Regions from separate parts of the Homo sapiens genome. Here region 2 is linked to region 1. A link is an interaction called in ENCODE POLR2A ChIA-PET data of the cell type or tissue named here. Cell type or tissue: PC-3. All regions are shown on one strand.

The links. Peaks named below come from ENCODE experiments on the same cell type or tissue, not always from the same donor. Only the 100,000 strongest peaks of a DNase experiment are listed, where the experiment ranks them.
Region 2: POLR2A ChIA-PET joins it to region 1 with 12 read pairs; 18 of 35 experiments call an interaction of 5 or more read pairs at or near these places.

Annotation. Positions count from the first base shown.
Region 1 is chr14:55,278,367-55,286,366 of GRCh38, reverse strand. The region is part of intron 1 of FBXO34 (F-box protein 34); the gene reads right to left. It also overlaps the pseudogene RPL34P28. Among named protein-coding and RNA genes, the nearest start is that of FBXO34-AS1, 10 kb to the right of the region's middle. RefSeq lists an enhancer at 6,657-6,756. In PC-3, no CTCF peak of the experiment used is centred here; no DNase peak of the experiment used is centred here.
Region 2 is chr14:55,328,512-55,336,511 of GRCh38, reverse strand. All of the region lies in intron 1 of FBXO34 (F-box protein 34), which reads right to left. Among named protein-coding and RNA genes, the nearest start is that of FBXO34-AS1, 60 kb to the right of the region's middle. RefSeq lists an enhancer at 7,820-8,000. In PC-3, no CTCF peak of the experiment used is centred here; a DNase peak (open chromatin) is centred at 5,991; H3K27ac peaks cover 1,092 bases.

The DNA of each region.
Region 1 (8,000 bases):
GAAAGCCAAAAGTTACACCGAGGTTCATTAATGAAGGCTTGATATGGTTTTCTTCTAAAAGGGAAAAAAACTAAGTTTGTGTCTGCCAAGAACATTAAATTGAATTCACGTCGAATCTTCAAGAATATCACTCTTACTTTAATAAACCAAGAAGTCTAACATCCTTTAAAAGTAGAAAGATGGGAAGTTACACTCATTTTTTACAAATTGGGAAGGGAAAGAGGTAGAGATTAATTTTCTCTTCTAAGTTATTGATTGGAAGGAATTTGGAAGGAAAAAAAAGAACTAATCAAATTTTCATACAGCATTCTCCATGAATACTAAATAAGCAGTATAAATACAAGCATGTGGGTTACTCAAATTCAATTCTAACGAATTTTGACTGAACATCTAAAGATAGAGGGTATTCCTGATTCTATGGGAAACAAAGATTAGTAACTGTCAGACCACTCCTTAAGGGACTTATGCAAGAGTCCAAAATCTTAACACTTTTAACAGGAATTCTCACTGGATTATGACTTCAGTAACACCAACATGTATTTAAATCATAGCCATTAAACATGAGAAACATGAACAAGTGTTCAGTTCAACAAGTGTTCGGTTAAAGGAACACTTGAAACACCTGAAAAGACCTTTAATGAAATAAAACTTGAATATTTAAGTAGACCAACAAATGAGCTGGCAGGGAGATTTTAATTGCTAAAACTAATACCTTTTAAGGAGGCATGTTCTCCTTCTAGTTATGTCCCCTAAAAGGGGATGGAGGAAATCCCATGAAGTGTTCATAAAGGAATTTTTTTTTTTTTAAAGAGACAGAGTCTCACTATGTTGCCAATGCTGGACGGCAGTGGTTATTCACAGGCACGATCCCACTACTGATCAGCATGGGAGTTTTGACCTGCTCTGTTTCCAACCTGGAAACCTCCCTTCACCCCACCTTAGGTAACATGCTGTTCCTCGACTCCCAGGAGAAAGAACAATTTTTTTTTTTTTTCTGAGACAGAGTTTCGCTCTTGTTGCCCAGGCTGGAGTGCAACTGCACTACCTCGGCTCACTGCAACCTCTGCCTCCTGGGTTCAAGCCATTCTTCTGAATCAGCCCAAGTAGCTGGGATTCCAGGAATGCGCCACCACGCCTGGCTAATTTTGTATTTTTAGTAGAGACAGGGTTTCTCCATGTTGGTCAGGCTGGTCTCAAACTCCTGAACTCACGTGATCCGCCCACCTCGGCTTCCCAAACTGCTGGTATTACAGGCGTGAGCCACTGTGCCCGGCCGGAACAATTCTTGAAAGAAGCTTTACAACTGATCTTTGCAGTTTTTTTTTTTTTTTAACCTCACCTGGCCAGAGAGAATGTTCTCTGCATTTTAAAATAGGACAATTAAAAGCAAGATAAACATGGTAAAGATTCACAAAACAAAACAAGACAACTGCAGTAAGAACCAAGGTAAGGCCAGATATGGTGCTCAAGCCTGCACTCTCACAGCATTTTGGGAGGCTGAGGAGGGAGGATCACTTGAGTCCAGGAATTCAAGACCAGCCTGGGCAAAGGCGTGAAACCCTATCTCTACAAAAGATACAAAAATCAGCTGGACGTGGTGGCACATGCCTGTAGTCCCATCTACTCAGGAGGATGAGATGGAAAGATTGCTTGAGCCTGGGTGGTTGAGGTGCAGTGAGCTAAGAATGCACCACTACACTCTAGCTTGGGTGACAGAGACCCTGTTTCAAAAAAAAAAAAAAAAAGTAACAAAATTTTAGGTAACCACAAACACTCAAAATCCAGAGGCTAGGTCCCTGAATCAAATAAAAAGAGAAGAAAATAAATCATTCACTTTTTTTTTTTTTTTTTTTGGAGACAGAGGTTCACTCTTGTTGCCCAGGCTGGAGTGCAATGGCACAACCTCGGCTCACTGCAACCTCCACCTCCGAGTTCAAGAGATTCTCCTGCCTCAGCCTCCCGAGTAGCTGGGATTACAGACATGTACCACCACGCCCGGCTAATTTTGTATTTTTAGTAGAGACAGGGTTTCACCATGTTGGTCAGGCTGGTCTCGAACTCCTGACCTCAGGTGATCTATGAGCATCAGCCTTCCAAAGTGCTGGGACTGCAAGCGTGAGCCACCGCACCCAACCCATATACTGTAATTTTTAAGTGTAAAAAAATTTTATACCCTACAGTCTTAAAAATACATGCAATTAGCACTAGGCATGGTGGTGCATGCTTGTAAGTCCTAGCTACTCAAGAGGCTGAGGCAAGAGGACTGCTTGAGCTCAGGAGTCTGAGGCTGCAGTAAGCTATGACCGTGCCACTGCACTGCAGTCTGAGCAAAAGAATGAGACCCTACCTCTAAAAATACATACACATACATACACATACACACACACACAGACACACACACACACACACACACACACACACATAGTCTTAGAATGTAAAGTCACGTTTTAATTTTAGGAAAAGTTATAACCTCCTACCAGCTAATAAAACAAAAATGTGAACTCTCCAGTAAAGTTAGTATTTTTTTGGACTTTAATAACCAATTTTATTATATTTACCTAAAAGGGGGGAAAACACAAAGTGTTAAATAAAAAGAATAAATTCTTGGCTGGGCATGGTGGCTCACGTGCCTGTAATCCCAGCACTTTGGGAGGCCAAAGCAGGCGGATCATGAGGTTAGGAGTTCAAGAACAGCCTAACCAACATGGTGAAACCCCATCCCTACTAAAAATACATTAGTCGGGCATGGTGGTTGGCTCCTGTAATCCCAGCTACTCAGGAGGCTGAGGCAGGAGAATCGCTTGAACCCAGGGGGTGGAGGTTGCAGTGAGCTGAGATCACACCACTGCACTCCAGCCTGGGCAACAGAGTGAGACTGTCTCAAAAAAAAAAAAAAAGAAAGAAAAAAAGAATAAATTCTTACAGACTGCTATTTGCCAAAGAATATAAATATCTGTAAAATTATGCTAAAAGAAAAAGTGATGGAAATATAACTAATACACTTAACATACTACCTCGCATATAAAATAGGTTGTAATAAATCGGCTGTGAAATTCCACAAGTTAAAAATGTTGGTGTATTTTTTTTTAGCTTTTTATCAATCTAATCATAGCCTATGTTAAGTAAAATACAGCAAAGAAAATGTCAAATGAAAGACGATTCAATAAAGCATAAAGCTCTTAAGGCCCTCCCTGGACTTATTTTCAGGAAACATTTTGATAGTCCTTCGTTCCACAAATGAGCTAAAATATAGTGACGATGGTAGAGCTCTTCATCCAAGAAAGAAGACAGCCTGAACAAGAGAAACCTATTCCCTAGGGTTAAAGTGACTAGGGTTTGTAAAAAAGTACTGACAACCTCCAGAGAATAATCCTGATGACTGAACTTGAAATAAAACCTCTTGCCCTACTTTGGAAACAAGTTTGCCTCTCCTGGTTTCTGGACAATAAAGCAAAAGTGTCCTTTGAGACTACCTTACGAAACTCAAATTTCATCTTCAGAAACTCCAACTAATCAATAATTCCCTATTCTGTAGTTCCAAGAATGATTCTACAGTTTCAAATAAACTACTCAATGAACAAAATTAATCTTTTTAATTGTCATAAAGCAAATGAACACCAACTCCTACAAATGAATCTGCTAAAAAGTGTCTAAGTTAACAAGCAGAGTAGAAAACACAGCAACTGCTTTTTTTTCCGGGGACATTGTCTACAGTCACTCAGAATGGTCCAGTGTATGACATACAATCATCAGCTTTCCTACAACACAGCCTTCAACAGAAATAGGGTGTCCCAAGCCCCTGGCAATAGAACTGTTTACCAACCAAGAAGGTTGGGAAAGGCACAAGATTGGCATGTGGCATGTGCCCAGACAGACTTCGAGGGGTTTGTGCCGTGAGATTTAAAGTTCTTATAATGCTGTCTACAATGAAAAAAACATGTCAGCAGGGCCTATCGTGGTCCAATGTGTGCTAAATGAATCCATGACAGGATCAAGGGTGCCTTCCTTATCAAGAAGCAGAAAATCATTGTGAAAGTGTTGAAAGCACAAGCACAGAGTCAAAAAGCTAAATTTGGCGGGGCGCGGTGGCTCAGGCCTGTAATCCCAGCACTTTGGGAGGCTGAGGCGGGCGGATCATGAGGTAAGGAGATCAAGATCATCTTGGCCAACATGGAGAAACCCTGTCTACTAAAATACAGAAAATTAGCCAGGCATGGTGGCATGCGCCTGTAGTCCCAGCTGCTCGGGAGGCTGAGGCAGGGGAATCGCTTGAACCCGGGAGGCGGAGATTGCAGAGAGCCGAGATCGTGCCACTGCACTCCAGCCTGGCAACAGAATAAGACTCTGTATCAAAAAAAAAAAAAAAAAAAAAAAAGCTAAATTTAAAAATGAAACTTACTGGAATAAACAATTCATTTCAAAAAAACGTAAAGCTACAAATTTACATAGCCCAGCTATGTCCTTTCTAAAGATAAGGAAAAGCTAAGCCTTCGATATGTGCCTACAATTCAGGGATAATATATGAAGCTTAGAATTTATTAGGGGAGATAAGGCTCATTACACGTGAAACAAAGAGCAACAAGCAACAGTATACAATGAAATGCCAACGTGCTGAGTGGCTAAGTACTCAATATACACCATAGAAATTTGGGAAATGGTAAGGATGTTACAGAGGGATTGGTGAGTCCAACAAGGTTTTATGGGAATAGACTTCGTAAAACAGATGTAATATTTGGAGAAATGAAAGGAGAAAGCAAGGCTGAGGAAACTGCCTGAATACCAGGTTTATTGCAGGGAGTCCCAGAAAATGAAGAGGAAGGGTGGGACTATCTTATGACGTCTAAACCTAGAGCAGGTTCTCATTTGGAGAGTAACATCATCCCGCTGGAATTTTTGTCCAACTAACCTGCCAACTGTGTATAAGATTGAAGGGGGCAAATATGGAATTATAAAAAAACGTCATAGAGACAATTACAGAAATCTAAATTCACAATGATCATTGGTCTAGATCTGTCCTATCCAATACAGCAGCCACTAACCACATGTGGCCTTTGGCACCTGAAATATTAGTAGTCTGAACTGAGATGTGCTTTTTTTTTTTTTTTTTTTTTAAGGAGTCGGGTCTCACTCTGTCATCCAGGCTGGAGTCCAGTGGCACGATCATAGCTCACCATAACCTAAAACTCCTGTGTTCAAGAGATTCTCCTGCCTCAGCCTCCCAAGCAGCTAGGACTACAGGCATGGGCTACCATGCCCAAAGGGATATGCTTTAAGTCTAAAATGCACACCAGACTGTAAACTATTTCAGTAATTTTTATATTGATTTCAATGTGAAATCATGTTCTGGATATATTGTGTTAACGTATTTTTTAAATATTTTTCACCTGTTTCTTTTTCCTTTTTTAATGTGGCTAACTAGAAAATGGTAAATTACATACATACAAGGTTCATATTATAGTCATCCCTCAGTATCCATGGCGGATTGGTTCCAGGACCTCCCTTGGACACCAAACTCCATGGATGCTCAAGTTCCTGATATATGGCTGGGCGTGGTGGTTCACGCCTGTAATCCCAGCACTTCGGAAGGCTGAGGCGGGAGGATCACGAGGTCAGGAGATCGAGACCATCCTGGCTAACATGGTGAAACCCCGTCTCTACTAAAAATACAAAAAATTAGCCGGGCGAGGTGGCGGGCACCTGTAGTCCCAGCTACTTGGGAGGCTGAGGCAGGAGAATGGTGTGAACCTGGGAGGCGGAGCTTGCAGTGAACCAAGATCGCGCCACTGCACTCCAGCCTGGGTGACAGAGTGAGACTCCATCTCAAAAAAAAAAAAAAAAAGTTCCTGATATAAAATGGTGTAGTATTTGCATATAACCTACGCACATTCTACCGCATACTTTAAACAAACTCTAGATTACTTAAAATACCTAATACAATGTAAACGCTATGTAAAGAGTTATGCTGTACTGTCATGACAAGAAAAAAATAATCTGTACACGTTCAATACAGATGTAATTTTTTTTCCTCAGGTATTTTCCATCTGAGGTTGGTTGGATCCATGGATGATAAACCCACAGATAGAGGGCTATTTCTACTCAACAGCGCTGCTCTACATAGTTATCTCAACTTTTCTGGTTCTCCCATTCCCATTTTTTAAAACATTTTTAACATGTACCCACAAATATGATGTGATATATATACATGTATGTACATATATCATGTACTAATATATTTTACATACATATAAAATGTATATAAATACTAGTAGGATGAGAAGAATAAACAGAAGTTTCAATATTTTTCTTTCCACAATCCAATGGACTAATCCACACACTACCACACTGGAGGTTTAAGATATTATCAAAGAGACTAAACACAAAAAGGCAAATGCAAATGAAAGTTTCACTAAAACTTAATGACTGGTTGACCATGGAGGTAAAGGGAGAGGATGGACATAATGCTATTTGCTACTCAGTATCTACTGGCTCTTTATTTAGGGGCACTTAGCAAATTCTTCCAGATCCTGCCATCCACTGCTTCTTGATTTTCCCTTGGAAATCCACTTCCTCTCCCATGATGCTGGTTAGGAGGGAATGACCCCCAGCTCCAGAGGTAGGCCCAGGCTGGCTAAACTAATTAGCAAATCCTATTTCTCTTGCCTTAATGGTTCATTCAGAAATGACAACATAACCCAAAGTCAATGAGACACAAGAATACATTTCTTGAACTTCTAGGAAGAGAAACTCTTCTAGCAGTGGTTCTTAAGCTGAGGTTCACACATACTCCAAGGGTTTATATATAGAATTCAGGGTGTCGTTAAACTGAGAAAAACAAATTACATCTTTACTTTAACCTCTAACTGAAATTTAGCATTTCCTTTCACTGTGAATTCAGCCAAAACACCACAATAGTATTATATTAGCAATATCTGTTCATTTTGTCACCAGTAGAAATCACAGTTTATTTATTTTCCTATCACATGATCTTTCGTTACAGATACCTCCAAATAGTAATAATACTCATCACCACTTGGAAATTATTAGACCCCACTAAATATATTTTTTCCTTTTTTTTTTTTTTTGACGGAGTCTCGCTTATGTCGCCCAGGCTGGAGTGCAGTGGCATGACCTCAGCTCACTGCAGCCTCCGTCTCCCGGGTTCAAGCAATTCTCTGCCTCAGCCTACCAAGTAGCTGGGATTACAGGCACCCACCACCATGCCCAGCTAATTTTTGTATTTTTAGTAGATGGGGTTTCACCATCTTGACCAGGCTGGTCTCCTGACCTCGTGATCCACCCACCTCGGCCTCCTAAAGTGCTGGGATTACAGGCGTGAGCCACCACGCCCGGCCTTCACTAAATCTCTTTAATAAAGAAACAGGGTGGGCATGGTGGCTCACGCCTATAATCCCAGCATTTTGGGAGGCCAAGGCAGGAGGATGGCTTGAGCCCAGGAACTCGAGACTAGCCTGGGCAACATGGCGAGACCTCATCTCTACAAAAAATTTAAAAATTAGCTGCGTGTGGTGGTGCGCACCTGTGGTCCCAGCTACTCAGAAGGCTGAGGTGAGAAGATCACTTGAGCCTAGGAGGTTCAGCTGCAGTGAGCCTTGTTAGCACCACTGTACTCCAGCCTAGGCAACAGATCAAGCACCTGTCTCAAAAAAAGAAACAGGTATTACCAACAATTTTTTAAAATACTTTTATAACTACATTTTAATGTAACTAGTTTTCTTTGTACAGTAGTCCTATGTATTTTCCTCTGGACTTGATAGCATGAGGTTGTAGGGCTTGAGCTGCAACAAACATGTGAACACAAAGGGACCAAAACCACGGAAGCTGAGCTCATTAAATAAAGGAAGAGAAAGATTAAGTCTGATCACACAAGTATAACTGAATCAAGCCTCAACTTTGGACTTTTTAATATTGTGAGCCAGTGAATTTGAGTTGGTTTTCTGTTACATCTGCATTAAAAAAATCTAAATGATACAGTTTTCAAT
Region 2 (8,000 bases), 50 kb before region 1:
ATGAGCCTTAAAATGTTCATTATGTACATACAGTGTAGACCCACAAACTGTCCGATTTGGAGTTAGGAAACTGGAATTCAGTGGTTCCCTGGGCCAGGCAGCTCTGCAGGGACTGATCTGAAGTCCCTCCCAACTGAGCCCCAGGCTGTCTGATGCAGTTGCTCCTTCCTGGTTCAAACAACGGGCACCAACATAAGTTCTTGCCCTATTCTACACCCATTACTGAAAACTGAACAGGAAATAAATCAGAAAGCAATTTTTAAAAGATAAAAAGAAAAGGAGACAAACACATGGGAAGTATAACAATAAAAAAGAACTGAAAGACAACAGCAGTCAAGACCAATCAATCCAATTCCTAATTAAATACATATAATTTTCAGTCCCTCATTCTGTAATCTAAATGAGCAGTTTAATTAGTACCTGAATCTGCCTTGTATAAGTGCACTTAACTTTCATACTTTAAAGACATATATATATAAACATTTAAATAAATGCATAGGAAATTTTACCATTCAAAGGTATCTCATTGGAAATCCTTTTATAACAAAAATAGTCACCTCCTACATTCAGTCATGTAGGAAGGGAAAATGACAGTACTAATTTTAAAATATTAATAGTGATGTAGCCATTAATATTTTTTGAACAGTTGGCATGTAGTTATACATTGCTCTAAAGAGCTTCATTATGTATATATGGATATAAATTTCATCTTCAGGACAATTCTATGAGCTAGATATAATAATTATTCCCATTTCATAAACATGGAAACTGATTGATTAAAAGTATAATAAGCATTTTTAAATGATCAATTATACAAATGGCAGTTCATCTTATATACTAAGTACTGGGTCATTTTTTAAAATGTGCTTTATAGAGGAATTTTAAACAAAGCCAAATGCACACTCATGTAACAAACAGTCAAATAGTCAAATGAGTTGCCTAAAAGTCACCAAATTGGTTGTACAGAGGTTCCTACATACACTATACTTATTATTGTATTTTATACACCCTCTAATCCCAGTGGTTCTTCATTATCTAAAAAGAAATATAAGTCACAGATCAAAGTCAGAAGTTTGTTTTAACAGAAATGTTTCCCATTGCCCAGGAAATGGCTGAAGATAACTGAACATACACAGACTCAAGATGAACAAAAAGCCAAAGGAAAGCATTACCTACCATCAACTCCTTAAGGGCAGGATCCCAGGTATGACATTTTTATAACCCCCCTACCCCCAGGATCAAGCACAGAAGACTTTTCACATAAGAGGCACTTTTCCATAAAAAGTAAACACCACAAACTACAACTGCATTCTAGTCCCCTACATCTTCAATCTGATCTCCAAATAAAGGAGGAAATAATGCTAAGGAACTCCTTTGACTAAAAGCACCTGCCCTTCACCTGAACTCCTTTGACTTGAAAACACCTGCCCTTCACCTGCCCTCCACTCAATCCACTGCAATGGGTCAACTTAACTTGCTGGGTGGGAAACCCAGTTTGAAAAGGCAAGCCATCCCACTCTGGGGACCATTTCATAAACCCTATTCCCCAAATCCCACTATACCTCCCACAAGGAAGAGTTTGTTCTACCACAAAACTACCTTATTTCTCTAGAAGTCTGACCATCTTGTCACCAATGGATGAAAACTCAGCGCAGCAGTGGTCAATCTTTTTTGGATGCTGGACCCTTCCGAACATGTGAGAAAAGGTCTAAGTTCTCTGCCACCCAAAAATACCAAAGCACATACATAAGTGATTTTGGTAGGATTTTGGGGAAAGCTCCAGGGCTCCTGATGAAGAGCTTCCGCCTGAGTTCCTCTAACTTGCCCTTCATGTTCACAGTGGCCTGATCCTGTCAATTTTACTTTTCCTCTCTGCTTTGTGAGCATCTTTATCATGCTTTACCCACTGCAACTACTGAAACCACTTCTCCAACTGGCTCCTCGTTGCCCAGATCACATCTACTGCCCCACCCCCACCCCATCAATATTACCCAATGGCTACTAACTACATGCCTCCGTTGAATTCCCAGAACTGTGCCTTCCCAGTTTCTACCCTGGGACACTTCCCAGGTTCTACCCTGTCTTCAAGATAGAAGTAATCTTATTCTTTTCTGTGTCCATCACAGGGCACACAGCACAGTGCCCTGTACATGTAAGTACTCATTAGAGTGAATGTGCATCAAACCCTAAGGACTTAAACCAGCCAGTCAGCAAGCATCTCATAACTGGAAGTTTATGAGTCTGACTAATCAACCCTTGAGCAGCCCATGAACTTAATGCAATTAAGCAGCTCCACCTGATTAGCGCCCTGCTTTCTCTGAGATGAGCGGTGGAAAAGGTGGAGAAAAAGAGGCCACTCTTCATCTTGGTTACTGTTCTGCAAAGCACAACAGGCTCTGGCTTGTGTAGCAGCTTTTTTCCAGCACTCTATTTACTAAAACATTCCTATGTAATCAGATTTTAAGGAAAATTCTACTCAGCAGCCATGTGTAAACAAACACTTCCACAATAAAGTTATTTAACTTAATACTATCAGTTTAACTAGAATAAAAACAACTTTCATGTTGTTAATAACCTCCAGGACGGAACAATCTAGACACGCAGGCATTCAGCTATGAGTTAGGTGACCTCCCTCTCATTTTCAAAGCACCAAACCACATCCTTTAAATACTAAAATATACAGACACTAAGTCCCAACAAGAAACACTATAAAGTCTCCCCATGAGTCTTTACTACATTAAACACAGCTGTCTAATAGGGTCATGTTTACATAGATTTAAAAAAAAAAAGCCACCCCAGCATTAGCACTAACAAAATTCCTGATAAAAAAGACTCCTACACACCCAAACTAGAAAGGAACAGGACACCAACAAGCTTAAAAATACTTCTATCTTTAAGGTTTATGTTATAAAAACATAATTAAACTATATCCTGTTAAGTTTACATTTTGGTTATTTCTGTGTAACAGTTTTTATATATTTTTAAGAGCCACAAGGTTTTATTAATTACTTCAATAGGAAACTCACTTCCCTGGTTCTAGATTGTCAAGTATGCACAGTTCACACCCAGAACCATTAGGTACTTCAATTATTAACAAACCAAACCACAAAGGAGAATCTGATACCCAAGATCAGATTTTAGTGCTGGGTTATTAGATGGTAAAACTAGAGCACAGCAAACAGCAAAACCAAGAGGGTCGAAGTAAAGGGGAATGTGGTAATAGTCAGAAATTATACAAAACTCCCTCAACAAAAATTTCTGAGAGTAAGCTTATTCTCACTTTCCTGTTACCAATCTTAGAGACAACTAATAGTACAAATAAAGAACAGTAATCATTCCAGCAGTAACCACAGACTGCTGGGATTTGTGTCTTGTGGGTCCAGCTTTTTCCTTCTCCCTCAAAGCAGGAGGCAAGGTCACCTTGTAGCTAACAATAGCCCACTAGAAAGAGAAAACACGCACATCTTCCCTAAACATAACAGCACCTGAGCTGGAAGGAATGTTTTAAATCGACAAAGTATTTTCACAAACATCTCATTTGGCCCTCTTTCTGTTCCCAAATTCACCTGCATCTTGGGGCTAATGCGCCAGCTGATCAATCCTTCTCCCCAGTCTCTGTCCGCTAGTGGCTCTCATGTCACCACAAACAGTGCCTCGTACCCCTCAGTATCTCCATACCTCACAACCTGCAACCACTGCACAGAAAAGATAAAAGTTTAGAAAGTGAAACTTGCTGAAGATCACCGTAGCTACAGAAGTAGCCATTACATCAAAAGTCAACATTTTCTGATAAACTAAAAGTTCAAAACATACCACATTTTAAGTTATAAAAAAATCTAAATAATGAGGTACACCAAGTTCTCCCTATGAAAACATTTGACAATATGTCCATACTAACACTCAGTCCCATCATGTATTATACTTCCCTCCTAGTTTTAGAAAGCAAAGTAAAAGACAATCTGAGAAAGAGCTTTTTATCCAAAAACACTTCTACAATAATCAACAAATAATTAAACATTACCCAGATGCAAAACAGAAGTTAATCTGCATTACCTGGGATCTTATGAAGAGGTGATAGCTCCAGACCTCGGTTCACACTTAGGCAGACCTTTTAAAAATCAGTTCATTTTTACATAACGACACTTTGAAGGACAGTAACATTTGCCATAATTATTGCTACTATGTATGGAATGTATAGGTGAGAAAAATGCCCAAGGATAATCAAAAAGGATGTACTTTAGAGCTCGTGCATTTACTAACGATTTAACACCTACTATGCTCCAATGTGCTAGCAAACCTGATTTAATGAATGAAAATGAAAGCCAGAAGATGTGTGATCAAAGATTCCAGTTGCAGTTCAAGTGGAGAAAAGTAGTGAGAATGAGTTATATATTAAATTTATATATATATTTAAATATATATATATATTTATACATACCACCACGGTGGTATATATATATATATTTTTATATATACCACCACGGTGGTATATATATATTTTTATATATACACCACGGTGGTGTATATATATATTTTTATATATACACCACGGTGGTGTATATATATATTTTTATATATACACCACGGTGGTGTATATATATATTTTTATATATACACCATGGTGGTGTATATATATATTTTTATATATACACCCCGGTGGTGTATATATATATTTTTATATATACACCCCGGTGGTGTATATATATATATATTTATATATACACCATGGTGGTATATATATATATATATACATATATATATATATACACACATATATATATACATATATATATACATATATATATACATATATATATATATATACACATATATATATATACACACACCATGTTGGTATATATATATTTTTATATATTTTATATATATTTTTATATATTTTATATTTTTTTATATATATACACACACACCATGTTGGTATGTGTGTGTGTGTATATATATATATCACGCCTCAATTTAGTTTTCCAAACTCTAACCAAATTAATATCAAAATAATATTGAGGTGTTATGTATTTATTTGCTCTTTATAGCTGCATATATATTTGTAACATAGAAATTAGAAAATTACATCTATACTGAAGAACCTCAATACATTTCTTCTTTTGGATATAATTCATACCTTACTCAAATTTACAAACTACTACTCCAGAACAGAAATTATTCAGTGCAGGAGAGGATGAGAGTGGCATAGGAAAAGCCATTAATATATTTTTACCAGAGAAATTCAATAAAAACCACAAAGAAGGGAGAAATTTCTAGCCAGTCTCCTCCAAATATGCAACACTGGAATTGTGCTCAAATTGAAACTACCTAGTGGGGCCTAAAGAGATCAGGGTATTATAATAGAAGCCCAATCTGTAACCTTGGTGAATTTTCTTCTGTTTCACAAGTCTAAAAAAAATTTCCTGTCTCTAATTTGAATGTTCAAGCAATCATTTCTCCTATTCAAATCCCACAGTTTGGGAGCTAAATTATCAAACAGATCTTTTATTCACTCACTCAATATATACTGAGCATCTGCTATGTACCAAGCACTCTTTCAGAGACTGGGGATACAGAAGTGAACAAAGCACAAAATCTCCATCCATAGAAAAGGTTATGTTCTAGCTGAGAGACAGATTAATAAGGTACACAGTATATAAAAGGCTATGGAGAAAAAAGGGAGCAAGGTATGTGTGTGCCATACACAAATTACTGATTGATTGAACCAGGGTCTCACTCTGTTGCCCAGGCCGAGTGCAGTGGCGTGATCACTGCTCACTGCAGCCTCGAACTCCCAGCCTCAAGCCATCCTCCCACCACAGCCTCCCAAGTAGCTGGGACCACAAGCATATACCACCACTCCCAGCTAATTTTTTTTTACTTTAATTTTTTTTGTAGAGATGTCTCACTATGTTACCCAGGCTGGTCTTGAACTCCTGGGCTCAAGCAATCCTCCCACCTCCGCCTCCCAGAGTGCTAGGATTACAGGTGTGAATCACCACAAATGACTTAGTCATAAGATTTCGGAAAGCTATTTTACAGTCATGCAGATCATAGAACAAAAAGTTTTGAAAAATAAAACCCACAAAAAGAATATAGTATGAGTGCACCCATTTATATGACAAATCCAGAATGGGATGAGAACATCAGGGTAACAGAGAGAAACAAAACGGCACAAAAAGAAAGATCTTTTTGAAACTGAATCTGATCCTGGTGTGTGCTCAAACCATTCCTAAAACAGATTTGAAACAAATTTAGAAGAACACTTACGGAGACAAAAAAAACTTAAAAGGGAAAGTATGTGGAAAGAACACCCACCAATCAGGTTAAAATGTCAGATTTTTAAGTCGCTGTTTGTTAGCAATTAAGTGTAGTATTTCCCAAGTTTACAAAACTAAAACTAAATTTGGATGGAAGAGAAAAGTGACATCATGGCTATCTGATGCCACTGAACTCTAAATTCCTTGCACACTTACAGAAACGCACAAATCTAAAACTACAGATAAATGCCCTCCACAGGTCCTCATTTGGGAAGACAGAAAAGGAGGAAGAGGAACACCAGTAGTAGAGAAACAAAAAAACAGGCCAGTCAAGCAGTTTAAAAATATATATATATATTTTATCTTAATGTAAAAACGCTAGTCAAAAAGGTAAAGAAAACACCACTGAAAGCTGATAGTTTTCCTGGCACGGAATTAGGAAAAGAGGAATAGTAAGGCTTAAAGAGGCTAAGAGAAAATATTCAATATGCTAGTCAAATTTAATCAGAGAAATCAAATTACTGTGAAATTTTCTTTCTGGTCTTAAAAAAAAGGACTTCAAGCCAAAATGCTGTTTTTAAAAAATAGGTCCACAGATATTTTAATCCTATTCCACCATTTCTACCCAATTCCTGCAAATCTCAGAAACAAACTCAGATGACTCCTCAAAAATACTACTGAATAGAAAGTTAAACCTTTAGAAAAGGAGTGATTCAAGTGTCAAGAAACATAAAACCTGGTGAAACATCCTTTAAGATTACTGAATTGGTTTATTACACACTTTCTTCAGGTGAAACAATTGAATGCATTTTTAACTTTCTAAGTGTTCATATTCTAAGCCTGAACTAGTTTCCTTGACTGTTCTAAAGCTTTCTAGATGATTTACTGCAGTATGTTCCTTCTAAAGATGTCTGATCTCATCCATTACCAACTAATTCTCCCCAATTTTCTCAGTCATCTCAAAGTTAACTAGTACACATCTTAAGGAGAGGAGTCTACGACACATTCATTCCTGCAACAAACATTCTATAAAATTAAATTGAAACAATTTTAAGACTGGGACAATATATGAGAAAAGAACTCAGCTGCATGAATTTTAGAAATAAACCACGTTTTAAAGACATTTTTCACAAATCTCCCTCAGCCCTTTCCTGGGCCTTTAGGCTACTCCACTCTCTAGGAACTTCTCATTAAGTACAATCATTCTGCAACAGGATTGATTGATACACGGGGGGGACAATTTGAGTAAAATGGGAACTGTTTGCTAATGTACTATACTTTCTGTGAAGAATACTAGGTACACATACACAAAGGCATACAGCTGGACCCAGCCCCATGGGAATACAAAATGCACACATGCTTACATCTTAAACATCATTTTGAAAACACAGGCATCAAACACACACCCTATCATACTGTTTTCCTGGAAAATTTAAAATATCCTGTGAGTTCACTGCAATACCCCAGGGCACCTCAAACAGTTTAGGAATGAATACCCCGACTGGATCTCACAGCTCTAAACATTACCTACGTGTTTCTCCAAGTGGCTAACCCAAACCTCTCTCCAGGACTACAAGTTTGTATACAGTAGTTTATCCTTATCCATGGTTTTGGTTACCCAAGGTCAACCATGGTCCAAAAATAGTAAATGGAAAATTCCAGAAACAATTAAGTTATCAATTGCACCCCATTTGTAGAAGTGTGATGAAATCTCTGCTCCATCCCATGCAGGATGAGAAT